2 separate regions of the Mus musculus genome follow, and region 2 is linked to region 1. The links are chromatin loops, found by intact Hi-C in ENCODE. Cell type or tissue: left cerebral cortex. All regions are shown on one strand. Each heading gives the region's core, and the rest is flanking DNA. Links, peaks and the distances in the headings are about the cores only. Region 1 overlaps Lrrk1 (leucine-rich repeat kinase 1). Region 2 holds the start of Chsy1 (chondroitin sulfate synthase 1).

Region 1 (8,357 bases), core at 3,712-6,211:
CAATGGACCGGATGGTGATCAAGGGAAGACGATGAGGCACGTTTGTCTCCCCTAGGAAACTCTCTCCCTGCTCCTGCAGGACAGGACAACACAGCAGACAGAGAATTGGAAGCCTTCTTCCTCACTCTGCACTGTGGTCACAGAGCCCTGTCCCAGTAGCCTCACTTCTGACATCAGATTTACAAACAGACTTCTGGGCAGCTCTACACTCACAAATCTACTTACCACTCTCCCCCTCCCCTCAAACTCCTAGAAATGTTGTAAAGCCTCCAAAAATGCCCTGGAATCGCTGCCAGACAAAATGGCTGTCTTTTGGAAAAGCCACCTTCGGGATGCAGATTTCTCTGAGAACTCTCTGAAAGAGGTGCCCCTGGGATTGTTCCAGCTTGACGTGAGTCCAATGGCACTTCATTTCTCACTGTCCACCGTGGTAAGAAAAAGCACTCTGGACCCTGGGGAACCTATGTGCTTTTTCCGAGTTTGTGAGACACATAAGTAGAAAAAGTGAAGGGTTAGTTGAGCCATCAAAGACATGCGGTCTTGAGCCAAGTTAGAGGAAGGAGAATAGTCACCAGGAAACAGCTGTGCCAGGGAAGGGCTTGTTTGCCTGCCTTAGTCAGCTTTTCATTACCTCTCATTCATAATAAAAACCCAGAGACAACCAGTGTGAAAACGCCTTGCCTTGGCACAAGGTTTGGGAAGTATCAGTCCGTATACAACCCACCATGTTGGTTTTAGTGCTTTGGGGCCTGTGGTGGGGAAGTGCACCATGGGAGAGCAAAGCTGTTCACTTCACAGCCAAGACCTGAACTAACAGGGAAACAGAAGAGATGTGGCCCCAATATCCTCCTCGTGGGCACACCAGCAGTGAGCAGAACACCTCTCCCAGGCCCCAGCTCTAAAAGGTTCCACCACCTACCAGTAACTCTGAGAGCCAGAGTGCCCAGCTTTACTGTTCCTTTAACATATGGACCTTTTAGAGAACTTCCTCATCAAAAATAATGACCCTCAGGACTTCACTCACGGTGGCACGTTTGTTTTGTTTTTGGCTGTAGTGGAGAATTAACCTAGAGTCTCACATACAGTCCGTAAGTGCCCAACCTCTGAGCTCCAGCCCCAGTCAAAACTCTGACGCTTGCCAGAGATGGACTCCATCTGGCCTCCAGAGATTCCCACGGAGCGCCACCACTCTAAGGAGAGACTTTGTGTCCTGAGCACTGGACCACTGCCTTCTAAGAGTCTTCAGGCAGGCTGTAAGACCCTGTGAGACCCAGAGCAAGGGATTGCTAACTGTTCACCAAAAGCATTAGGGCACTCCCTGTAGGGCCTGGTGGTGACTCACAGACCACATTGCCTGGGAAATGAGACCATGTTTAAACACCCAGGTGCAGCCCCTAGCAATCGCAGACAAGCTGCTCAGATCATCCAGAAGGCCAAAAGACAGCAAGCATCCCTTCAACATGCGTATCGCAGAAAAGAAGGGCTATCAAGTCATAGGCTCCCCTAAGCAAGCATGGGACGAAGGAAGAAACCCACTTGTATTCATGGCTAGGTGAAATTAAAGCGCTGTTGAATGAGAACCCTTGTCACTGGTGCCCACAGTGGCTAACTGGCCACGCCTTCTTACCATTTTACCACTTCCCTATTCTGAGGCTATCCCTCACACCAGCGCCTCGCAGTATAGCTTAGCCAGCAAAGAGGGATGGAGACGCGTTGAATCTCAACACTATGTTCTGTAAAATTCCTGTTTTCCCCTGGTCTCTTTCTTCATATTGGGAACTGAGCAGAGGTCTTCACATCCCAGCCCAGGCCCTGGGCTAATCACTCGGGGAAGCTTTTATAGAAATGCAGAGGGTGGCAACCATTCTGGCCATGGTGACTCATGGCATCAACAAGGGAAACCGAAACACACAGGGGGCTTAATGCGGTACAGCTATGTGGTGGGTCTCTTGGGCCACATAGATTGTAGGTGGATCTGTGTTCATGTCACCAAGAAAAGTGAAGGTGTGTCTCTGCTGCTCTCATTAAGGAAAGACATCTTCCAAGGGAATAGCCCCACCCCCACCCCGTAGGCCTGCATACAGCAAAGCGTGTGGATGAATTGTGTGTGTGGAGATCCCAAGGGGTCCAAACTGTACAACTGAGGTCACTCAGTGGGCCTGAATACGGCAAGGCACACAGGGATGAGTTCCCTATGTGCGGACCCCAGGGAGCCCATCCTCGGCTTCTGAGGACATGTGGCTAAGGCAGATCAGGTCACCCATTGTCTTGTCTCTCTGGGCACCGCCCAAGGAGGAAGTACCCAGTGGTGCTCTGTGTACTCCAGGCAGACACCACTAACCACGACTCTTAAGAATCTTTGGTCTCAGACCCTGATATAGCTGTCTCCTGTGAGGCTTTGCCAGTACCTGGCAAATACAGAAGTGGATACTCACAGTCATCTATTGGATGGAACACAGGGCCCCCAATGGAGGAGCTAGAGAAAGTACCCAAGAGCTGAAGGGGCCTGCAATCCTATGGGTGAAACAACAATATGAACTAACCAGTACCCCCAGAGCACGTGTCTCTAGCTGCATATGTAGCAGAAGATGGCCTAGTCGGCCATCATTGGGAAGAGAGGACCCTTGGTCTAGCAAACCTTATATGCCCTAGTACAGGGGAAAGCCAGGGCCAAGAAGTGGGAGTGAGTGGGTAGGGGAGCAGTGCGTGGGTGGGGGATGTTTAGGAAACTTTTGGGATAGCATTTGAAATGTAAATGAAGAAAATATACAAGAAAAAAAAAAGAATCTTTGGTCTCAGGCCTTTATAGTCCCTCTAGTCTACAGTTCTCATTGACCTTGAGGAAAAGTCTAAATGCATTGTTCATCTCTGCTTGAGAGGATCTGGGGAGTTTCCTAAGTAGAAGTAGGCTGGGATTGTTTGGCTGTACATTGACAGGGAGCCTGCCAACCGTCATGACAACTTTTCCCTTTCCATGTGTAACATCATCTTTCCCCCTCTCTCCTCCCTCTTTCAGGCCCTCATGTTCTTGAGGTTACAGGGAAACCAGCTGTTGTCGCTGCCACCTCAAGAGAAGTGGACCTGCACCCAACTCAAGACCCTGGACCTCTCCAGAAACCAGCTCGGCAAGTAAGCAGTGGGCCTCTTTACCTCTGGTGTATATAGAACCACAGATGATATGTGTTGGACAGCACCAGAGCCAAGCTGCTGTATCCCACTTAGGGTGGATGAAATACTCCTATAAAACAGTTGCTCAGCAATATGAAGGCTGCAGATCTGAGACCAGGGTGCCTCCTGAGACCTCCCTCCTTGACTTGTTAAAGATCAAGGCTGTTATGGGGCTTGCCTTTAATTCTAGCACTCAGGAGGCAGATCAGGTGGATCTCTGAGTTCAAGGCCAGCCTGGTCTACAGATGGAGTTCTAGGACAGCCAGGGCTACACAGAGGAATCCTGTCCTAAAAAACAAACAAGAAAGTGGCCATCCACATATATCTCCATGATCTTTCTCTTTACGGTTGTTGTTGTTGTTGTTGTTGTTGTTGTTGTTGTTGTTGTTGTTTGGACACCATCTATATTAGAGTAGGGAGCATTCTAAAGAGCTCATGCCAACATAACCACTTTCTTAAAGACCCTAATTCATGAATGACCTTATTCAGAAATGCTTGGAATCAGAAGGTTTTCAAATTTTAGATGTCTCTGGGATTTTTGAAGTATTTGGATGTATCCCGGACATCCCGAGATGGGACCCAAAGCTAAATACAGACTAGTGTGTGTGTGTCACAGGCCCCCAACAGCATTTTTAGCATGCCTGAGTTTTAACTGTGACATGGCTCTGAGGTCAGGTCTGGAATGTTCTCCTTTGAACACCACACCAGCACTCACAGGGTTAGTCTTTGGGAGGCATCTGGATTCTAAACTTTTGGATTAAGGGTACTACTGTGTGACTACTATTCTCCTGGGGAGAAAAGACCAAACATGTTTCCCTGTATGGGACACTTGATGACAGAGCACAGATACAGTCCCACCAAGTCTGGCTTGAAGAAGTGACGACTGTGTTGGGGTTACTTTCGGGACTCAGGGTGAGTCAGAGGCACCCCAAGCATAGGTGCCAACCCACAAAAGCTGCATCCTGCCTACCTTAGCTCCACCCATAGTCAACTCTTACCCAGCAACGGGGGTTCCTTGTATAGCCTGCAGGGATTGAGGGTTTGTGAATGATAGAATTTTCCCAAGCTTCCTGAGACGTAGGAGTTTCTCTTTTCCCTCCAGGAAGAGGGAATAGGTACACCACAGAGTATTCCAATACGTATTCCCAGCTCCAAAATCCTGAGAGAAGGATTCCAGGCGACATCATACAGCCCTCGAGCGGGACCTTCCAGCTGTAATTGTTGCAGACTCCTGAACATCCTGTCTCTCACTTCAGCCTAGACTAGAAGTCTATAAATTCTTTACCAGCTACTAATGTGTTCATAGGTGGAATAAAATGTATCCATCCAATGATAGATGAATGGGTTGAAAATGAGCCCTGGAGAGCCCTGCCCCTTGGGGTCACTGGCTGATGGTTACTCTGTAATCGCTAAATAGAACACATACCCAAAGCACCTGCTTGAAGCTAGAAAGCCTGAGAATGTGATAATGACTGTGACCACTAGATTATCCTTCCTAATGGCTTCTTCCAGAAGGCCCCCGAGTTCCCTCATACAAACTGCAGGAAGGCCCAAGCACATGCTGATAGAATTTACTGCCTTCTCTGTGGTTCTATGTGATGTAGTCAGAGCTAGTATACTCCAAGTCTTTGTCATGCTTGGCCTCAAATTTCTGAGTGTTCTCTTTCCCCTCCACAGAAATGAAGATGGGCTTAAAACAAAGAGGATCTCCCTGTTCACCACCAGAGGGCGCCAGCGTTCTGGAACTGAGACAGGTGTGTGCTGGGCTGGGGAGACCATGAGATCCTCCTGTCTTGTATCCAAGTCGTTATGTTGAGCTTTGCCTTTCCTTTCCCGGTTGAAATGTCAGAGATGTTCATGGTCAGCTGAAAGGTCTGTCAGTGTAAATGGTGACTGTTAACCGTGTGTGTGTGTGTGTGTGTGTGTGTGTGTGTGTGTGTCTGTGTGTGTCTGTGTGTGTGTGTGTGTGTGTGTGTCTGTGTGTCTGTGTGTGTCTGTGTCTGTGTCTGTGTGTGTGTGTCTGTGTGTGTGTGTGTGTCTGTGTGTGTGTGTGTGTGTGTGTGTGTGTGTGTGTGTGTGTCTGTGTGTGTGCGTGCCTATGGCCCTAACTCCCCATCTGGAGCCCAGCAATGCTAATAGCTAACTGCCTAAACTGTAGACACAGGAGTCTCAGTCCACACGTAAAGTAGGAAATGTCATCTATGTTGCATATGAGAAAACCAAGTGCAAAACGCAGATCAGAGACAATTGGCATTTGCATCACCTCAGACTGATAGTTGTTTGTGTTAACAACATAGAAAGTCCCCTCTGCTAAGAAATGTACAATTAGTTCTCGGGTGCAGTCATCCTGCTGAGCTATAGAACACGAGAGGTTTTCTTCCAGGCTATCCAGGGGGCACCCCAGCACCCACCATCCACCCCCTCTGCCCCCATTACCCCTGCATCTCCCTGGGTTCCACTAACCACTATTCTAGCCTCTACCTCTGTCAGATCAACTTTTGATCAAATCTGAGACTCTAAAGCCAACTACACCTTCAGAATGTCCATCGGGACAAGAGCATAAAACAAGGGCGAATGTGTAGGCCATTTTAAACAGACTAGCTCCCTTCTCTGCCTTGAAGGAGTGAATGTGAGCAGAACAGGTTCTGAGAGGTGAGGCTGAGAAATGCCACAGAGGCCAAGATGAGTTTGCAAGAAGTGAACGCCATAGGCCATACCCATGCTGCACTCTGTGGGCTGCAGTGTGTGTGTGTGTCTGTGTGTGCACATGCATACACGTGTTTACATGCATGTCTATATATGTATACACACAGTGAACTTCTTGATCAGTCATGTATGTAGGTTTAATATGAACAAGAAATACTGGTGGAAGAAAATTCAAAAATAGATATGAGTAAATGCAGTCTACCCTACAGTATCTGTGAAATCAACATCTGTGAGATCAAACAACTGCTGACAGGAAAGTCACATTCGTACCAAACCTGCACACTTTTCTCTAGTCCCTAAACAGCACAGTATAATAGCTGTTCCCGCAACATCCACAGGCTCAGACAACACAAGGTATCTAGAAACGATTTGAAGGCTAAGCAGGATGTGTGTGGGTTCTTGCATGGATTTTGGTGGCTGTTGTAGAGGGGGCATTCTGGAACCAGCTCCTCAGAGTTCCTGAGAGATAACTATGTACAAATTTAATATATGGCAAAGTAATTACAATGCCAAGCATATGACATTGTAATTTAGTAAAGAAGACTTGTTTTAGCAAATAGTGTTGGTGTGATCAGCTATGAGGGATCACAGTGCTAGTGACCCTGCCTGATGCAGGTGATAGCAATGCCCATGTGGACAGCAGGCTTGCATTTAAAAAATAAATAAATAACACTTTAGAAGACATGGGTGTAGTCTGGGGCTGGAAAAAAAAAACCTTTAAAAGCTGACTGGGAAATATTTTTCATTTTATTTTATTTGTATATATGGTCTCACACTTTAGCCTAGGCTAGCCTAGAAACTCACTCTGGAGTCTCAGTGTCAATTGTCCTGCCTCAGCCTCCCATGTGCTGAGATTATAGGTGGCCTAAATATTGGCTTTGCAAAAAACTAGCAAACTTTATTATGCAAAAGACATTACAGACAAAGGCTTAAAACAGACATTCTGAGAATCACTTCCCATAGAAATCACTGTGGCACAGATTGGCACACAAGTCCCTAATATGCCAAGAGTGCTTCTAATTTGTGTGTGTGTGTGTGTGTGTGTGTGTGTGTGTGGTCATGATAACCTCATAAGAAAAAAAATGGCAACAAAAAATAAAGTTTGGAAAAATAGATCCAAACATCCAGTAGACAGATGCAAATATATACTGTCATGCTAATAGGAAAGTGCAGTTTATGAATTTTCATAATAGGGCCTTTTTGTTTTGTTTTGTTTTGTTTTGTTTTCTGGATGCAAGTATAGGACCCAAGGCCCAAGGCACGCTAGGCAAGTAGCCCACTAAGCCATCCTTCAGCGAAGCTGGTCCCTCTATAGATGAAGGCCCCTCAGCCTTGGGAAGTTGAGTGCAGATATAGGGGATCTCACTTGGAAACAAAGAGAAACAAACACCATCTTCTCCCCAGTGCGAAGCAGGGCAGAGGACAGGGGCATGGGCTGGGAACAGTCGCTTGAGCCATTTGCTGGAGGCCAATTATGTGTGCCCTGCTTTCCACTCAAATATGTGGGATCTTTCTGGGGACCAAGGTGATGTAGGCACATCGCTTAGCGGGGTCAGCGGCAGCCTGGGGAAACTGCTGTATAGGAAGGTCAAGCTGCATAGCGAGAAAGCCATCGGAGTGAGCTGGCAGCCAGTCGAGGAAGGCACAACGTGAAAGGCTCCCTGGCAGAGAGAATCATGGCAGTGGCAGATGACAAAGGCCTCCTGAGTTCTCAATTGCATCTGGAATATTGAGGGCCACCCCTGAGTGAAAGGAGGGCACAGATGGGCTTGCCAGCGCTCTCCCACAGAAGCGTCCTTCTCCCAGGGCGGCTGACCCGGGGTAAAGAGTTATCTATAAAGGACGACTTGTTTGCAGATGGACAGTTAAATCCCAGGGTGGCTTACGTACATTCAGTCAGTCATGTTTGTTCAGTTGCCTTGTCCAAAAATAATTTGGATGATCGTTTTTACGGTAAAATTCAGACGAGTGGAGTCATAAATAACTTATGAATAAATAACAGTTCATAAATACCTCGGGCTGTCTTCTCTCCAACCGGTTTCCACAGTTTTCAGCAGTTGGCTGGGGTGTGACAGGTGTTGCCTCCATTCTGAGCTTATTCCCCTCATCCGTCACTTAAGGAGCCTTCATAAACACCAGGGTGAAACTTCAGACTTGGCCGGCTCCGTGGCCAGCTGCTCAGTGTTCCCTTGCTGGGCAAGAAAACACACCTTTCTCCCGTTAGCTGCCCTCCCAGGAAAACTGTGAAGTGGTTTCATTGAAAGGGGAAAGAAAGCACTTTTGAACATCTTTCTACAGGACACCATCTAGGACCAAGTCGCCTTGGCAGGCCTGCTGCTTTATTTCCACAGCTGCAGGGAATCCTACTAACAGCGCTGTGAGCTGGGTGGGGCTTCCTCAGTGCTCATCTGAGTAGGCTGGCCTCATCTCTCCTAGAACGTTCTCCTCCGAGGCCAGGTTACCCCATGACCATCAGTACTGCT
Region 2 (8,357 bases), core at 1,944-4,443, 190 kb after region 1:
TCCTCAATCCCTCACTTGAGTTAAAGAAAGAAGAGATCCAGCCATGCTTGTTTTCTTATACCGTCTGCTGCCTGAAAACTTAGACCAGAAACTGGATTCAAAAGCCAAGTTATAAAAGCACTGGTTAAAAAATGTAAAAACAAACATCAACTAGTATAGCCCTGCTCACAAAGCTCAGCCCCAGAACATCCGTGCTCTGAAACCATTCCTGCCACTGAGTCTCTGCCTGGAAGAACGCCAGACTTCACCCGTACAGTAAAGGTTTTTGTACTTCACACACACAAAAGTTTCCACGAGTCCCTTCCTTCACCTGGGTCTACCCCTCTTGTATTTCAGATTCACTTCAATGCAAATACAGTTCTAACCATGCCCTCCACTCTAAAACCATCTCCTTTTCTAAAGGCAGCTTTGGCTAATCCCTTTGTTAATCCTGAACATGATCGCTGCCACTTCTACTGACTCCTTTAGCCTACTAGGGCCCAGTTACTTCCTACCACGCATACGCCTTGGTGGCTGCGCTGGGGAACACCAGGCTGCAGTCTTACAATGACTAAATCGATCACACAAACTGTTTTTCCTCAAGGTTCTTTTTCTCTACTTAACAAACCAGAGTGTTGCTCAAAGGCAGAGTGGAAACGCTCACCAAAAGTGAGAATCTTAAAGTACAGTACGGAGGAGCCCTAGCCAGGTTAATTTAAGCGGGCTCTCCCTTCGAAATGACAAAGTGCCTATTTTAGAGACTCAAATTATAACTCTGCCTCCACTATCGCAGGTACAACATTGAATTTCGCCACCACCTTATGGGGGAGACTCGTTCCTTTTAACAAAGAAGTCTTGAACACAGAAAGCTTACGTGTCTCCCTGGAGATGAGGTTGAGAGGCACACACACTGAGGCCAGCGTACTCAATCCCAAAGCCTTGCCCTTGAGAGATGCTCACCATCCTAAGCCCTGCTGCCTTTGCGCTGAGCCGCTGGCAGCTACCAGAGAAGCCTCCGGGGAACCCGTAACGCCGCCCGCCCGCCAGCCAGGATGCCGGATGCAGGCGATGGCATCCACGAAAGGGGGGCTCACCTGTAGGCGGCCACGGCGCGGGTCTGCAGGTATTTCTGGGCTGTCATGACTCCCACGAAGAGAAAGTTCCTGTCGCGCGGGACGCCCTCCGCGGCCGAGCCCTGCGGCCAGAGCTGCGCCCCGCGCGCATCGCCGCGCGCCCCGCCGGGCTGCGACGCCTCCTGCCCTGGCCGGCATCCCTCGGGACTGGGGCGCCGCCGCGGGCCCACTCGCTTCAGCTCCGAGGCGCGGGGCAGGACGAGCCGCGAGGCCAGCACGAAGCCCAGCACGAGCCCGAGCAGCATGCTGAGCCAGGCGCGCCGGCCGCGCGCGGCCATGCCCGCGCCCCTCCGCCCGCCGGGCCGCTGTCCCGCTGTCCCCGCCGCAGGCTCCGCGCGCCCTCAGCCCACCGCCCCCGCCCGCGGAGGCCAGCCCGCCCTAGCGCCGCCAGGCCCGGCCCGGGCAGCGCCGCGGCCGCCGCGGGCCCGCCGCGCCCATCGCGGCTCCCGAGCCGCCCGCAGGCCCCGCGCCGGCGCTTTGTTCCGCGCGCCCGCCCGCACCGCCGCGGCCTGCGCCTTTAAGAGGGGACCATGCCCCGCGCGCGCGGCCGGCGACTCCGGCGCGAGGCGACAGCGGCTCCCGCGGCTCGCGTCCCCCGGCTGGCTCGGCTCGGCTCGCGCTGCGCCCGCCCTCTCGGTGCCCTGCGCCGCCTCTGCAGCTGCACATCCTCCGGCTTAGCGCGCCATTGCAAAGGAGCCCCTCACGTCACGCACCGCGCGTTAAGAAGCGGCCCGCCGGCGGCGTGCCGTGGCCCCTCTCGGGATCCGTCCGCGCCTCGTGATTGGCGCAAAAGTGAATGGGGGGCAGTTCACGTGGCCAAAGTTTAACCAAAAAAAAAAAAAAAAAAGCACCCGCCCCGCAGTCTGCGGCCAGGCAGGAGGGGCGTGGGATAGCATCGACGACAGCGGGGCGGGCGTCCCTCCAACCCCCACTGCCCGGTACCCGCGGCCACGCCCCCGTCGCCAGCATTGGGAGCCGGCGGTCCGGCACCGCACGTGGACTGAGTTGACCGGCTCCCCAGATGCCCCGAGAGCCGCCACGCCCTTCCCTCCCCGGGCCGACCTCCCGACTCGGTGGCCAGGACAGCGGGGTCCACACTGCAGCTTTGTACGCTGCAGGCGGGGCTGGAGCCACACACGGCCACAGTTCACCTAGGAACGCTAGGGGATTTGCGGGCTGGGGAGCGAAACGTGAATTCGCTAAGTAGCTAGGGCTGCCCTCGAACTCAGAGAATCTGAGATCTGTCTCTGCCTCTCGAGCGCTGGGCTTAAAGGCGAGCGGCACCAAGCCCGGCATATTAGTTTTTTAAATGGATATTGAAGAGATGGGTGGGTGAGTTACCACTAGATGATAAATACCTGTATTTAGTCCCAGTGAGCAGAGAGCTGGTTAGTACCCCCCTCACCTAAGTCTGTCAGTATTTTTAAGAGTAGATTTATAAAACGGATATGGATTGTGTACGTGGTGTGGGGGATGGGTTCTCGGGAGCCATACACCTAGTTTTTTGAAACAGGATCTCTTACTATTCTGGAGGTCTCCAAGTAAGTTAGGCTCGCTGAATGGATTTTTAAGTTGGATACCAGTTTCCCTATATTTGCTCTGTCTTAACTTTTATACGTTTTGTTAAAAACGAAAGCCCTTCAACTTGGGTGCCCACATGACAAATGTTTGTAAATACCAATTTTATTTCTTAGTCACCAATGTGTTAGGATTATAATCGCAAAGTAGCCACTTGGACCTGCTCTAATAGAGCCCAGGTGCTAGCTGAAGCTGCAGATCGTTTTGAACTCCAGATCCTCTTGCTTATGGAACTGGAGTCACCTGAATTCCAGGCCTGTGTGCTACCAGCCCTGGTGCCAGGGATCAGCCACTGGACCTCTGATACACTGGGCCAGTACTCTATCCTCTGAACTACGGTCCCAGAGCCTAAGAAGTTCTCATTTAATCAATCAAAGAAACAAACAAAAAGATAGAAAATGGGGCTGGAGAGATGGCTCAGCGGTTAAGAGCACTGACTTCCAGAGGTTCAATTCCCAGCAACCACATGGGGGCTAACGACCATTTGCAATGGGATCCGATGCCCTCTTCTGGTGTATCTGAAGACAGCGACAGTGTACTCGTGCATAAAATAAATAAATATTAAAACAACAACAAAACAAGAGTGCTTCGAGTGGGGTGGGGTGGGGTGGGGTGGGTGGATGGGCAGCCTATTCTTGTAGCTCCTTTTCATGATTAATAAATCAAACAACAGAAATATTCCAGTTTAAGCCACAAAGCTGTGTGAAGCACAGTCCTCCCCACCACTGAATGGTGGCTACTCCTGTTTATTCTTTGGATAGTACCACTTTCTTTGACACGTGTGATTTATTTCAAAAATAGTTCATCGCCTCCCCTCCCCTGACTCTCCCTGTAAGAGATGGTCCACATCTAAGGATAAAATATTCATTGTGTAGTGAAGACCAGATTCCAGCAGTGGTCTCTGGGAAATACAGGACACCTAGCCATGAATTACAGGCTGGGAAACCATAGAGAAAGGTTCCAGTAAGACCATAACCACAAACACCAAGACGTCACCAGAGCCCCCAAGTTCAGCAGCTGCCCCATAATTCATAATTCACACTGATTTACATAAAGCGCAAATCTGGCAAGACACAGATGTTGGACGCTGTGACATAGTCAATGCCCTCACTATCTTCAAGCCTGCTTTCGACGGGTCTATATTTTCTAAACTTAAGTCCAATGAAAAGACAGGAATGTGTGTGTGTCAGGAATTTGCTGAGAATGTTGAACATCTTGTTCCCAGCTCCCCGCTTCCTAGAAGTCCGTCAGTTACCAAGTCAACAACTGATGAATAGAGAAGCTATGACCCTGCGTCGCTCCTCAGAGAGTTAAAATTACTACATTTATTCAGTGTGTGTCTGTCGTGTTCATGCTCATGCTATGATACCCGTGTGGCGGTCAGAGGGAAACTTTGAGGAGTTGGTTTGCTCTCGCCACTCTGTGGAGCATGACAATCGCACTTAAGTCATCAGGCTTGGCAAGCACCTTTACCTGCTAAGCCATCTTGCTAGCCCCTTGTAGATGTTTGATAGCACACATACCACCTGACCTGGATGCATGTCTAGCCCGGAATGGGATGTGAGTTCCACACTGAGTCCTACCTGGCCAAGTCCAGAGTCTTGGGATCTGTCAGTTCCTTGTTTCTATGTGGGTGTTCCCACTGCAGCACCCGAAGGGCTCCGTGGTAGCAGCTCTAGGCTGGTGTTTCAAAATGTATGCCCAAGTGGCAGCTCACCTACTTTTCTGCTTGCATGAGTGCAATTCGTTATGATGTAACTAAGACTGATCTCTGCCTACGTCCCCTGCTCTCACAGATGGCAGCTTTGTTCGCTCACGTGGCACTTTTTTTCTGCTGCTAATACATGTGACTGCTTCTTTATAACAGGTATAACATTTTGTAGGATTTGCTGCAATTTCTTGGAAACCTTCGGCAAATACCTCAATTGTTTGTTGGCAGCATGCCTCAAATAGCTGACAGGGTTCCCTGTACAAGCTTCCTTAAAGACACAGCAACTGGACTCAAGCCTCAAACAGAGGTCCCTGGAAAAGCAGTCATCTTTAAAAAAAAAAAAAGTTAAACGTTCAGAAATGCTTCTTTTGTTTTTTCAGCGGTTCTGTCTGCTGCCTGTAATGAACAACTGCAATGGCCACTCTAATAACACCACTTAACCCTGATTAGTCCAGTGGAACTTTGCTTCAGTACTAACACTACTTTAAACTCACAGTCAAGAGCCTCATTACCTTAGTCATTCTTCAGAGCACATGCCTGCACTCCTAGCTGAGGCAAGAGGACTGTCAGTGCAAGGCCTGGGAAAGTTGCTGGGATCCTGTTTCAAACTTAAATAAGGAAAGGAAAGGAAAGGGGAAGGGGAAGGGGAAGGGGAAGGGGAAGGGGAAGGGGGAGGGGGAGGGGGAGGGGGAGGGGAAGGGGAAGGGGAAGAGGAGGGAAGGAAGGGTTTCAGGTATAGCTGAGTGTTTGCCTATTATACACATGGCCTGGGTTCAATTCCCAATACCACCCCCCCCCAATTTTTCCTCAATATTTCCCTGTATTTGGAGCATTTCCAGTCTGAGGCAGGAAATGACAATCCATTGTTGATTATGTTACAGCTGCCTGACAGAAGCGGATGTGACATTTGTCAGCTAGGACGTCCTTAGTGCTTGCATTAGCCAGGGTTCTCTAGGGGAACAGAATGAGTAGACCCTATATACGTTAGAATGACGTTTATTGGATTTGCTTACTGGCTGTAGTCCAACTGATCCAACAATGGCTGTCTCCCATTGGAAGGTCCAGCCATCTGGTAGTTGTTCCATCAATGAAGCTGGGTGTCTCTGCTGGATTCTCAAAGAAGTAGGCACTAGTATCAGGAAAGGAATGCCTTAGCAGCGGGGTAGGTGACCTTGACATAAAAAGTGAGGGCCAGCAGCAAAACTTCTCTTCATTTATGTGGGCTGCTACCAGAAGGTGCAGACCAGATTTAGCTTGGGTCTTCCCACCTCAAAGTATCCGATCAAGACAGGTGTTCCCCGATTCTTGGTTTCCCCGAATCTTGGTTTCCGTTGATTCCAGACTTAGTCAAGTTGACAACCAGGATTAGCCATCACAGGCACCTCATGCATCCTTGGTCTACTTGTGAGTTCTATATGCAGTTTCTGTGAGGCATGTTTCTTATACAGGCAAGCATGCAGGTGCACACATGTATCTCAGAGACAGATAGCTAGAAGACACAGCACAGCACTGGCAGCCAGCCAGATGAAGTAGAATAGCCAGATGAGAAGATTAACCAGTAGGTGGTGATGCACAGACACTCAGGAGATAGTCTAAATGTCTTTAGGGGACGCCTTCATGACAAGGTTTGCTCTAGTCAAAGGCTTGATCCTCCTTTAGCAAAGAAAGATCTATAACTAAACATCAGTTAAATGCCATTACTCTAAAGCGAGGCCAGAGTTTCCACAACTGCACAATTTGAGCAATGGTCCCATCCTCAGGAGGACACCTCTCCCTTCTGCATCCCACTCCCCCAGTGCTTGTCAGCTGGTGACTCATGCCAGGGCTCGGTGAGCTGACCCAGAGCACAGTCACCTGAAGGTTCAGGTCCTGGTGGTTTGTGGAGCCACTGCAGAAGTGGAGAGCAAACGCTCTTTGCTTTTAGTGGTCTAACGAGCTGTAGAGGAAACCTTCTGCTACTGATTGACCCAGAAGACATTTGGATCTACAAACATCTAAAGTATAATTTTGGAGGTAAGAAAAAACATTTACCGGGTATCTTTGGCTGCTAAGTGATCCACCCATGTTACACATCCTGTTAACAGTGCTAGGTCATCTTGTCTTACCACTTACCCAGTAGGTGCTAACTGTTGTCAGCCAAGAAATGAAGGCCTTTCTGAGAAGTGTCAGGAATAAGGGCGAGATGTGCTTTGTGACTCACTTTGAGGCCAAGTTTTTCGTCGTCAGTAGTGGCAGTGGTACTTACTTATCCCTTCCTTAGCCTGTGGTGTGAGTGCATGCATACCCGGGAGAGGTACACATGTGGACTTGAGTATAGAGGCCTAAAAGTTGATGTTGGGTGTTTTCTTTGGTTACTCTGCACTTTATTTATTGAGGCACAGTTTCTCAACAGAAGCAACGTTCTCAAAATCAACTAGTCGAACCAGCTTGCCACAGGGATCCCCTTTCTTTGTCTTTTCTGGGCTTACAGGCAGCTGCCACTGCTGCTCTGTTTTGATGTGGTTTCAAGGGATCCTAATTGGGCCTTGAATTAGCCTAGCAAGAACTTTACCTACTGACCCACCTCCTTGGCCTCTACGTTAGCTTTTGACCTAGCAATCTCACTTCTAAGAATTCTCCCTCATCCACACCAGTACAAAGTGCCACTTGGATGGGTTATTCTGGGCTCCATTGTGTGTGAGGGTGAACTGGGCAAACCAAATGTCCATTTGTAAGACTGTGAATGGGGAGACAGTTGCTGCTCTATTTGTGATGGGGTTATGTTCTGCTATCCCATTGTAAGTTGGAACTGTTTTAAGTGGGAAGGCTGTGGAATGTACCTAGTGTACTAAAACACCCCAGTGTAGCTAGCTACAGGACCCACCAGAAGCTGATTGTCTCCCCTAGGAATTATGTGGCTGATGGGGTGAGCGTACAGTCCAGCATCAGGAGAGAGGACTGATCACAGATCACCAGTCTAGGAAAAGAACGAAAGTCGAAGTGCGGTTTCTACTGAATGCATTTTACTCTTGCCCTATGCTAGAGAAAAGAGAAGGGAAAAAAAAAAAACAGCCCAGAAGCTACACTCTCTTTCTTCCAATAATGTATTTATTTATTTACTTTACATCTTCATCACAGCCCCTCTCCCTCCTCTCCTCCCAGTCCCACCACTACAAGTCTCTCCCCCTATTATCCCCTCTTCTGCAGAGAAGGGGAAGCCCCCCTTGGGTACCACTTCACCCTAGGACACCCAGTCCCAGCAGGACTAGAAACCTTCTCTCCCACTGAGGCCCAACCAGGCAGTCTAGGTAGGAAAGGGGACCCAAATGGCAGGCAATGGAGTCAGACACAGTCCACACTCCGATTGTTAGGGGACCGGGTGAAGACCAGGTTGTGCATTTGCTACAAGTGGGTAGTGGGTCTAGGTTTAGCCTCTCCTGCTCTTTGGTTGGTGGTTGAGTCTCTGTGAGCTCCCATGGACCCAGGTCAGTTGGCTCTGTAGGTCTTCTGTGGTGTTCTTGACCCCTCTGGCTTGCTCCCTTTCTCAAATTGGAACCATCTGTGTCCTGCAGCTGTAAGGCAGAGTGAAGAGCTCTCTCCACACGAGTCAGAAAGAATCGGACATGATGAGACACACACAGCAGTTACAAAAAGCATTTCCTTAGTGTCTTTACACAGAATGCAAGAAATAAAAGCGAGGACCCGGGGAGCCGGGGAAGCGAGTGGTCTGAGAAGAAGGATGCGCCTGAGTGAGATTTCCAGGAGCTGCTCTCTTCAGCTTGGTCTGGCTTTTAATTATGTGAGGATTTCACAACCACAAAACGATACTCAAAGTACATCAACAGATTTAATTCTCTCAAGTATTGACAGTGTAGCTCATTAAGACGATGGGTTCTACATCACAATTTATTCAAGTCTTTGTCTTGCATGAGTGGAAACTGAGGCCCAGAGAAATGAAGTCAACTGAGGGATGGACA

Evidence for each region. A loop is a pair of places that touch in the nucleus more often than their neighbours do. Peaks named below come from ENCODE experiments on the same cell type or tissue, not always from the same donor. Only the 100,000 strongest peaks of a DNase experiment are listed, where the experiment ranks them.
Region 2: a loop joins it to region 1, with 7 times the contacts of the local background. A loop is called at or near these places in 40 of 42 quality-filtered maps.

Annotation. Positions count from the first base shown.
Region 1 is chr7:66,297,427-66,305,783 of GRCm38, reverse strand. Lrrk1 (leucine-rich repeat kinase 1) reads left to right here. Exons shown (of 34, transcript NM_146191.3): 10 at 254-391; 11 at 3,017-3,129; 12 at 4,846-4,922. Among named protein-coding and RNA genes, the nearest start is that of Gm45989, 20 kb to the right of the region's middle. In left cerebral cortex, for the core only: a CTCF peak has its summit at 4,877 (motif pointing right); a DNase peak (open chromatin) is centred at 4,905.
Region 2 is chr7:66,102,944-66,111,300 of GRCm38, reverse strand. It overlaps Chsy1 (chondroitin sulfate synthase 1), which reads right to left and starts at 1,809. Exons shown (of 3, transcript NM_001081163.2): 1 at 1,074-1,809. The coding sequence starts at 1,390. In left cerebral cortex, for the core only: CTCF peaks have their summits at 2,280 and 3,174 (motif pointing left); DNase peaks (open chromatin) are centred at 3,160 and 4,421; H3K4me3 peaks cover 553 bases; H3K27ac peaks cover 451 bases.